Linked DNA regions of Homo sapiens: region 1 is linked to region 2. The links are chromatin loops, found by intact Hi-C in ENCODE. Cell type or tissue: IMR-90. All regions are shown on one strand. Links, peaks and the distances in the headings refer to the core of each region. The heading gives the core; the rest is flanking DNA.

What was found. A loop is a pair of places that touch in the nucleus more often than their neighbours do. Peaks named below come from ENCODE experiments on the same cell type or tissue, not always from the same donor. Only the 100,000 strongest peaks of a DNase experiment are listed, where the experiment ranks them.
Region 1: it touches region 2 in a loop (11-fold over the local background); 2 of 110 quality-filtered maps call a loop at or near these places.

Annotation. Positions count from the first base shown.
Region 1 is chr2:215,592,404-215,597,787 of GRCh38, reverse strand. All of the region lies in intron 1 of LOC102724861 (a long non-coding RNA gene), which reads right to left. Among named protein-coding and RNA genes, the nearest start is that of LINC01614, 120 kb to the left of the region's middle. In IMR-90, for the core only: no CTCF peak of the experiment used is centred there; a DNase peak (open chromatin) is centred at 2,797.
Region 2 is chr2:215,910,840-215,916,223 of GRCh38, reverse strand. It overlaps LOC105373870 (a long non-coding RNA gene), which reads right to left. Exons shown (of 3, transcript XR_001739231.2): 2 at 4,583-4,666; 3 at 4,352-4,438. Among named protein-coding and RNA genes, the nearest start is that of LINC00607, 70 kb to the right of the region's middle. In IMR-90, for the core only: no CTCF peak of the experiment used is centred there; no DNase peak of the experiment used is centred there.

The sequences.
Region 1 (5,384 bases), core at 99-5,098, 320 kb after region 2:
CTTTAGTCTTTGCTTCTCCAAATGTTATTCAAACATTACTCATCTGACATGCTTCCTATTTCACAGTCTCTTTTGCCTTCCCTTGAATGTTCTCTAATTTGTTAGTATTACCTTGATGCCTTCACACTCAGAATTGAACACTGTATTCTAGCTAAGCCAAAGGATACAAGAGGCAGGGGATGCTCAAGGCTGTATTTTCCTTTCGTATCTTATTAGAGGTAATGTCAGAGTTAACTACACCAAATCTGGACCTTATGTCTAAAAATGTAGGTTCTTCAACAATTCAATTAGTTTTAGATCCCTGTGACTAGTGATAGGGCCACAAGACAGAGGGCAATGCTCAAGACCTTGAAGGAAGTACAAATATTTCACCCCAAAATATACTTCTTTACTTATTTCAAGATGGCTGTTCAGAGCGCCTGCAAACAGAAGTAGCCCTGCAAAGCTGTCTTTTGTAGGGGTGTGGAGGAAGGGCAGAGGGGTTGATTTGCATCTGTAAAGAATCTGTATTGATGCAGCCAGGCTATCTCTGAGGGCTTCCCTTGTCCAGATCTAGGAAAGATTAACTGAGAGTTCGACACCTTTGAAGGTCTGAAAAAAACATTTATCATCTAGTCTCTCTAAAGGCTGCTGTCTGTGAGGTTTCATCTACATATGAAGAGACTTCAAAAAGTTCTTGGAAAAATGGACTTCAAAGATAAAAATTAAAAGTGTAAACTTTCTTACTCAACATAAGACACATCAAGGTTAAGACACTTGCAAGCAATGATACCAGCCATTTAGTCCATTCCTAAAGAACTGAAGATCCTGGGAATTTCACCGTGTCAATGGAGTCCTTTTTCTGTCATTAACTGAAGAAAACTGGACACCCTTTGCAGATTCTTTTAAGATAAGGAAACAAAAAGATCTCAGAAGTAGCCAAACTGGGACTGTAAGGTGGATGCCTAATAATTTCCATCAAAACTCTCACAAAAATGCACTTGTTTGATGAGAGGAATAAGCAGGAGCATCACTGTGGAGAAGGACTCTCTGGTGAAGCTTTCCTAGGCATTTTTCTGCTAATGCTTTGCCTTATTTTCTCAAACACTCTCATAATAAGCAGATGTTGTTGTTATTTGGCTCTCCAGAAAGTCAACAAGGAAACTGCCTTGAGCATCCCAAAAGACCACTGCCATGGCCTTTGCCCTTGACCAGTCCAGTTGTGCTTTGACTGGGCCACTTCTACTTTAGTAGCCATTGCTTTGCTTCTGCTTTGTCTTCTAGATGGTCCTGGTAAGGACGTTTCCATCTCCTGCTACAATTCTTTGAAGAAATGCTTCAGGTTCTTGACCCCACATGTTTAACATTTCCATTGAAGGCTAGGTGTGGTGACTCATGCCTGCAATCCCACACTTTGGGAGCCTGAGGTGGGTGGATCACTTGAGGTCGGGAGCTCGAGACCAGCCTGGCCAACACGGTGAAACCCTGTCTCTACTAAAATTACAGAAATTAACCTGGCATGGTGTCGCACACCTGTAGTACCAGCTACTCGAGAGGCTGAGGCAGGAGAATAGTTTGAACCACAGAGGCAGAGGCCACAATAAGCCAAGATCACACCACTGCACTCCAGCCTGGGTGACAAAGCAAGACTTAGTCTCAAAAGATATATATTTTTTCATCGAAATCTCTGCTCTTGTCTGCAGCTAATCTGGGTGTAATGGTTTTGGCACCCACTGAGAGGAAAGTTTGCTGAACTTTAATTTTTAAGTCAGAATTGTGTAAGCAGAGTCAACTGAGATGTCTGTGGTATTGGCTGTTGTTTATGTTGTTAACACAACACAAACTTAGAGCACAAACAACATTAATTTTCTTCACTTAGGGCACAAACAAGATTAATTTTTTCCTTGCAAATTGATGTTGATGGTCTACTTTTGGCTTCATCTTCAACATCATCTCATCCCTTTTTAAAATGAGTTATCCATTTGTAAACTGTTGATTTCTTAGGGGCATTATCTCTATAAATTTGTTGTACAGAATCAATGATTTCACCATTCTTCCACTAAAGCATCACCATGAATTCATTGTTTGTTCTTTCTTCAATTTTAGCAGAATTCATGTTGCTCTAATAAGGGTTCCTTTCAAACTGATTCTTTATTCTTCTTAGTGCCTCAAACTAGAGCCTGTTCAGTCAGAACATGTTATAACAAGTTAGTGTGAGTTTACTTTGGTGCAAAAACGATTAAAACCCATGTAAAGTGTTTTCATAATACACATTTTTCATGAACTTTTTGGGTCCCCTCATAACAAGACCACCTTTGCTAGCCAGGCCTCCTCTTCTCTCCCTCCTATAACCTGTCTTGCCACCATAACGTGATAACCTGATTTTGGCCATGCTCTGAGCCCTCATTATTTCTGTAACCTCAAGATGATATATAAGCTTTTGTACCCCAATGAGGGATTGGGATAATCACTTTGCGGTTCTCCCCGTGCATGTTAATATATTTACATGGCTTTTCTCCTATCAGTCTGCCTTTAGTCAGTTGATTTTCCAGCAAACCTTCAGAGGGTAAAGGGGGAGTTTTTTCCTTGGCCCTAGTACTTCACTCCTGGATTCTCAAAAAGTTACCACGTAACTGTGGTGGAATGATGGAGTTATTAGATAGAGATGAAAAGAATGTTCTGGCTATTCTATAATCTTATTTAGAATACAAATTTTTTCCCCATAGTAATTTCTAATAACAGCCTTTTATATTACCTGTTTTGTAACTTTATGAGTTAAAATAGTTGTCCTTGTTTGTAAGGCACGTATCATGAATGGAGCTTCCAAAACTGGAAGTTGCTCTGGGTGAGTCAGTGAGTGGGTGGTGAGTGAATGTGAAGGCCTAGGACGTTACTATACACTACTATAGACTTTATGAATACTCTACACTTAGGCTATAGTAAATTTATTAAAAATAGTTTTATCTCTTCAATAATAAATTAACCTTAGCTTAGTACAACTTTTTTACTTCATAAACTTTTTAGATTTTTTTTAACTTTTTGAGTCTTTTGTGATAACATTTAGCTGAAAACACAAACACATTGTATAGCTGTACGAAAATATTTTCTTTGTTTATATCCTTATTCTATACGTTTTTCCCTCTTTTTAATTTTTAATTTAAAAATTTTTTTAGAGAGACACGGTCTCACTTCATTGTCCAGGCTGGAGTGTGGTGGCATGATCATAGCTCACTGTAATCTTGAGCTCAAGTGATCCTCTCTCCTCAGCTCCCGAGTAGCTGGGACTAAGGGTGTGCACCACCATGCCCAGCTAAGTTTTAAATTTTTTGTAGAGATGGAGTTTGGTTGTGTTGCCCAGGCTGGTCATGAACTTCTGGCCTCAGGTGATCCTCCTGCCTTGGCCTCCCCAGGTGTTGAGATTATAGGCATGAGCCACCATGTCTGGTCTCTACAAGCTTTTCTATTTAAAAAAGCTTTCATTTTTACTTTTTAAAACTTTTATATTAAAAACTAAGGCACAAACACATATATTAGTCGAGGCCTACACAGGATCAGGATTATCAAAAATCACTGTATTCCACTTCCATATTGTGTCTTACCAGAAGGTCTTCAGGGGCAATAACATGCATGGAACTGTCATCTATCTTCTTCTTTTTTTTTTTTTTTTTTTTGAGACATAGTTTCGCTCCTGTCACCCAGGCTGGAGTGCAATGGCACGATCTTGGCTCACTGCAACCTCCACCTCCCAGATTCAGGCGATTTTCCTGCCTCTCAGCCTCCCGAATAGCTGGGTTTACAGACACCAGCCACCACGCCTGGTTAATTTTTTTGTATTTTTAGTAGAGACAAGGTTTCACCATGTTGGCCAAGCTGGTCTTGAACTCCTGACCTCAGGTTATCAACCCACCTTGGCCTCCCAAAGTGCTGGGATTATAGGTGTGAGCCACCGCACCTGGCCAGAACTGTCATCTTCTATGACAAAAATGTCTGCTTCTGGAAGAACCTGTCTGAGGTTGTTTTACAGTTAACTTAAAAAATATATAACTAGAAAGGGTATACTTTAAAATAATATAAAAAAGTAGAGTATACTATAGTAAATCCATAAACCAGTAACATAGTTATTTATTAACATTATCAAGTATTATGTACTATACATAATTGTAGGACCTATACTTTTTTTTTTTTTTTTTTTGAGACAAAAATCTCACTCTGTCACCCAGATTGGAGTACAGTGGTGCCATCTTGGCTCACTGCAACCTCTGCTTCCCAGGTTCAAGCAATTCTCCTGCCTCAACCTTCTGAGGAGCTGGGACTACAGGCGTCTGCCACCACACCTGGCTAATTTTTGTATTTTTAGTAGAGACGGGGTTTTGCCATGTTGGCCAGGTTAGTCTCCAACTCCTGACCTCAAGTGATTTGCCCACCTCAGCCTCCCAAAGTGCTGGGATTACAGGCATGAGACACCGCACCTGGCCCCCCTGTCCTCTACTTTTATATGATTGGTAGCATAGTAGGTTTGCTTACACCAGCATTACGACAATCACATGAGTAATGTTTTTCACTACAACATTATGATGGCTACAGCATCACTAGGCAATAAGAATTTTTCAGCTCCATTACAATCTTATGGGACCACTGTCATACATGTGGTCTGTCATTGACCAAAATGTTGTTATACAATGCATGACTATATATATATATATATATATATTCTGTTTCTTATTAGGAACACTTAGGCTTTGTTATACCTTGCCCAGGAGTAATAGTAAAAAACCTATTAGTTACATAAGCTTCTTGCTAAATTATTACCTGGTGGTATCAAGGGACTTCCAGGGGCTATGTAAAGGTCACCCCCAACATATGGAGGAACTAATGCAGATTACCATGTGACTATCAACCACCAAATCTAGGCAAGCCTCCAATACCCAATACTTGTGTAATTAATTTTAGAAACTAAGTGTTCCTATTTATCCCAGGCTGCCTTCATTTTGTTTATTTCAATCTAGTTTTCTGGTCTCTGAAGAGTATTTTGAATTTTAACTCTATTACATTGAGTATTAAATACCTGTCTTGAGATTTGAATTCTCTGAAAGTTTGGTAAACGTTTGTCCTCATTCAAATGTAACAGAATAGCGTCAAAGACAATGTCTTAAAGCTCTCTTTCAGGCTGACACAGGTGCACAGCTCCTCACTTTGTGTTGTGCAGGTTACATTTAACCTCAATGATACTTGAAGAACTGGCAAGAAAGTTGCCTTGCTCCTAACTCACCTGAGTGTTGACTTAGAGTTCCTTAAGTTTCCCATTTACTTAGATCAAAATATGTTTCAATGGTCAACTGATTTCCAACAAGAGTGGCAAGATAATTCATGGGGAAAGAATAGTCTTTTCAATAAATGGTGCTGAG
Region 2 (5,384 bases), core at 124-5,123:
AATGAGGAAAGTAAAGAACAATTTTGTACTGTTCTCTGGGTTTTATAATTTCCAAAATAGAATAGAATCACAAATCTCAAATATAAAATCAATACACATTAGAGATTTTATTTAAATCATTAATTAATGAAAGAACTAGTAAGATGTTACAACTAGTTCAAAGGAAAATTTAAAGAACCAGCAAACGACGTTGCAATAAATTTACAAATAGATGCAAAACTGTCTCATTCCACAGTGGGGGAGGAAAACCAATGGTGTATTTTCAGAGAACAAAATTGACTTGCATGTTTATGGACAAAGAACTGTTTGTGTCACTACCAATTATCCACAACTTAAAGAGTTGTAAAACACTGAAAGTCAAGGAAAGGCACAGAGGCCTCATAGAATCACATAACTTGAAATGATGTATTTAGACAATGTCTAGTTCTCCACTGAAGACACCTTACAATAACTTTGGTCCATTTCAAAGTATTTTACATTTTTTTGCTTTATTTATATATGTTTGATTGTCTGATAGTCACACTTTGTTTGAGGTAACAGACTGTACTTTCAGGAAAAGAAACTGATCTGTAACTTCCTCTTCGAACAACTTCAGCAAGCCAGGATGAAACGTTTGTGGGTAGTGTCTTAGTCCATTTAGAGTTTCTATACAGATATACCTGAGGCTGGGTAATTTATGAAGAAAAAAATGCTTATTTGGTTCACGATTCCGATGGCTGGAAGATTGGGTATCTGCTGAAAGCCTCAGGCTGCTTCTGCTCCCGGTGGAAGATGAAGGGAAGCTGGCGTGTGCAGAAATCACATGGGTGAGAAAGGACGTGAGAGAGAAAGGAGCGGTACCAGGCTCTTTTAAACAACCAGCTCTCGCTGGTACTAATAGAGCGAGAGCTTATTCATGACCATGAAGACAGTGTCAAGCCATTCATAAAAAATCCATCCTGGCTGGGCATGGTGGCTCACGCCTGTAATCCCAGCACTTTGGGAGGCCAAGGTGGGCAGATCATGAGGTCAGGAGATCAAGACCATCTTGGCTAACATGGTGAAACCCTGTCTCTACCAAAAATCCAAAAAAAAAAAAAAAAAAGAAAAAGAAAAAAATTAGCCAGGTGTGGTGGCAGGCACCTGTAGTCCCAGCTACTCAAAAGGCTGAGGTAGGAAAATTACTTGAACCTGGGAGGCGGAGGTTCCAGTGAGCCGAGACCACACCACTTCACTCTAGCCTGGCAACAGAGCGAGACTCGGTCAAAAAAAAAAATCCATCCCCATGACTCAAACACTTCCTACTTCCTATTAGGTTCTGTCTCCCACAATGGGGATAATTTTAATATGAGGCTTGGGGGGACAAACATGTAATCTATAGTGGGTAGCTTTCAGGTTAAGGGGGAAGGGTGAGCAGAAGTCCATTTTGTGTGGCCATAGGGTGTGCATAGGTATACCTCTTCTGAGACAACAGTTACAGTTAAGTTTTGGACCAAATATTAACCTAAGTTGTTGCATCTAGTGTAGTCTCTGCTCTAACTTGAGCTACATCCTGTGGGCACATGAAAATCTTGAAAGGTTACAATTTGGAGTTCCTTCAAGAGCAGAAAAGCATAGCATCCCTCTTCCACAATTTTTTTTTTTTAAGTGGTCCTGTGGGTAGGCTCTGCTAGGTATTAGGGAAAGAAGAAGTGTCTGTCAGAACAGTGCTTAATGCAAAAAGGGCTTGGATACATGGAGAGGAGGTCTTTGAAGTGAAAGGAACATCATGAGAGGAGAGCACTCAGAAACCTCCACAGTAATGGTTTTCTGAGAACATGTATTCTTTCTTTTTGTTAAAATAATTAATTAGGAGGCTATTAGACTGGCTACTATGTAAGCAAATGGAAACCCAAGTCAGCGTAAACGGTCATATTCTAGGAGAATGAAACTTAAGCTTAACCAACCAGAACTGCCAATTAATTTCTAATTAGGGACTTTCCACTGGAATAGTCCAAATTAAACTTCTGCTCCATTTTAACCAATTATATTTTCTTTACCTTGCTTCTGAGAGTCACCCTATGAAAGTTTCACCCTATGAAAGTCTTCCTCTCATGCCCTATTGGTGGAGCCCAAAACACCTGCGATCTGGAGCTTCCTGATTCATGAATTGCTGTCTGCTCAAATAAAATTTCAATGTGGCTAACTTTATCTTTTAACACTTTCATCAGAGTATTGTCGCAAGGATGTAAAAATATGTATAGCTGAAAACTCAGTTCTGACTGGTTTTTTTTTGACCTCATAGCTCAGACCAAAAGAGGCCATTTAAAGTTGAGTAGTGAAAACAGAAAAGAAACTTAAACTTTTTTTTTTTTTTTTTGAGACAGGGTCTCACTCTATCACCCAGGCTGGAGTGCAGCAGCACAATCATGGCTCACTGCAGCCTTGAACTCTTGGGCTCAAGCGATCCTCCTGCCTCAGCCTCCCCAGTAGCTGGGACTACAGGCATGCACCATCATGCCAAGCCAATTTTTAAAAATTTTTGTAGAGATGGGGTCTTGCTATGTTGCTCAGGCTGGTCTCAAACTCCTGTGCTCAAACAATCCTCCCATCTCGGTTTCCCAAAGTGCTGGGATTACAGGCATGAGAGGAATTTAAACTTTTTAAAGATGGAGACATGGATATTTAGTTAGGAAAACCAATGTGCCTGAAGTGGCTCAGTATTTCTGAGTCACGAGATCATGGATGACATTAGTGGTGAATACAAAATCATCCTCCAGGTTTGGATTTGAAAGGTGACTCCTGAGAATTTACTTTTTGATGGGGGCATTTAGTGCAAGCTATTGCTTTAAATCACAAAGCTCTATCTGCATACTCATTTTTTTTTTTTTTTTTGCGCTTTCTCCAGTAAGTAAACATTGGTGGAGAGGTTTATCTTCTCCTTGCATTAGAATTTTTGAAACTCCATTATGAATAATAGTAGTTAACTGAACTCCAAGTCTTAGCACTTGGTCTGAAAAGAAAGGAAGAAGACACCAACCTTCCTTTAAAACCTTTAAGTTTTTTTTTTTTTTAAAATACAACGTGTTTGCTACATTACATCTGTGCATTACAGATAGCTTGAAAGCCAGACGTAATTTGTGATTCTAACTAATTTTCATGATTTTAGCTTTAATGCAAAATAGCTGGGGTTTTTGGATTGGGTTAGGATCTTGCTGTAAAAGTATGAAAATGAAACTGTAGACTTTATCTCCTTTCTGAGTAAACATACAGACAAAAATATGTCTGTGAAGCTTGAGAGCATATGATAATTTTTTTTTCTTATGGGAATACTTAGCACAATAATGAAGTTAACCCAGAATGGAGAATTACTTCTTTCTGCATTGTATTTATATCAAGTCCAATATCTCAAAAAGAAGTTGGCTCAGAATCGTTGATTTAAAATAGGTCATTGGTGAATTAATGAAACATAACACCCCAAATTCTCAGCTGAATTAAATAAATAAGCCAGATAGAACCCCTGGTAGATACAAATGTCTAGTTTATATCTCCCAAGTTACTAAGAGAGTGATTACTGAATCGGGGAAGAAGGGCAGAGTTTGACATATGGAGTGATTTATGAGTCCCTGTTCCACGGGAAAACATCAGGCTAAAATCAATTCAGGTTTTACTTGCATTGTATTCTCTTTCAAACTGGATAAGGATTCAGGAATAGTCGGTATGTTAGGTGTGTAAAGATACAAATTCACATCGTGTGCTTGGAAGTGTTTCTCCTCCTGTAGGTGCGTCTCAGTAGTGCATGAATAAGATTGAGGAGGACAGATGAGGTGGTCTCCACTTCTTAATCAATACTAGAAGCTGAAGTTGAAATGAGAGAATGGATAATTGAAGATATTTTAACATTCTCTTTGGCACCTAGAAAAAGTGGGAGTTATGGTTTTTGAGAATTGTGCATTCAGATTTACCACACCTATAGGACAGCTGGAAAGAAGACAAGTGAGAAAAACAGAGACACAGAGAAGGGCTTCAATTCCTTAGTGGTCGCACATTCCTAGGCTACCCGGCAATGGCCAGGTCCCTGGCTGTCATTTGGTCTTCAAGTCCTCTGCTGCTTGTAAAAGAGATTAAGGGCTAAAGTGCTCCCTGGTGAGGTAGAAACATCAACTTTTGCTTGACCTGATAGAACTGTAAGGCTGGAATATCCCTGGATGGTTGTTCCAGAAGAGCCAGCTTATCCGTCCATTGCTGTTATTCTTATTACTAAAAATGTATTTCCACTTGACAACAGTGGCTGCTGTAAAATCGCCTCTCCAGTGACAGTTGTTTCAAGGAGCAGAACTGCCTGAAGTCCCAGAGTGTCTGCTAATGGTTGTCTTCTGGGTGCCTCCCAGATGGCTGGAGGATTATGGCCTCTGGGATTTCCCCTTCTTGCCTGGGGTGTGAGGTTGACGGTAGAGAGGATGCCAGATCCAAGGAGCTCCTGAGGGACGATAGCACAGAAATTCCGAGTGGGAAATGGAAGGGCTAGAATCGCAGTGGTGCCATAAACTTGAAATTGAGTGTTGAGAATAGAGAGGTTGAGAAGAGAGCTGAAATGATTGAATAATATTAACAGTGTACCAACCTTCAGATATCTCCTTCTAACTACATATAGGAACAACTGGGCTGTGACTCGTGAGGTCATTCCTTATATTTTGAGACCTAGAATCTGTAAGACAGAAAAATATGTCACAGAGCAGTGAGATTGTCCCTTGCAGCATCAGCCGGGTATAATTGATGGCCATGGTATGACCTAAGAGGTGTGAGTGTGAGCTAATGAGACTGGCTCTTGTGTGAGGATTAAGTAATTTGTGCCTTCTTCATGGTAACACTTCATTTAATGTTCTGAAAACAGTGAAACACAAAACCAGTGGGAGGCAAGAGAAAACCCTCTTTCATCCTAAATCAGTGGCTGAAATATCTCAATTCAGAGCGGGTCCACCCATACCTCTCAAATCTTACGGTAACTCTTTAAACTGGGGGAAAAAAGGGATTCAAATTCACCCCATCTTTAAGCAAATTATTTTTCTTTAAAAATAATTTAAAAAATACTTTAATAGGGTTCAGAACACATTACCCCAAGTCATCCCAAAATATGCCTCTTTGGCATAAGGATTATTTTGAGCTGGTTATTTTGAGAACCTGCAGACACAGCAGACACTTTGAAAACAGAAGTTACCCTTTTGTAAGAGAAATTTATACCTATGAAGGAAATCTTCACTTTTAAGGATATCTCCCTCTCCATACCAGGAAGATAGGGCTGACTGAATCACTAGAGACTCTTATCAATGGAGAAAGTGTGGACTTACATCTGCAAAATAAACCTGGTTCTTGTTTATTGCACTTTTCCTGAACACCTCCCCATAACCATGTCTTTCTCCACACTC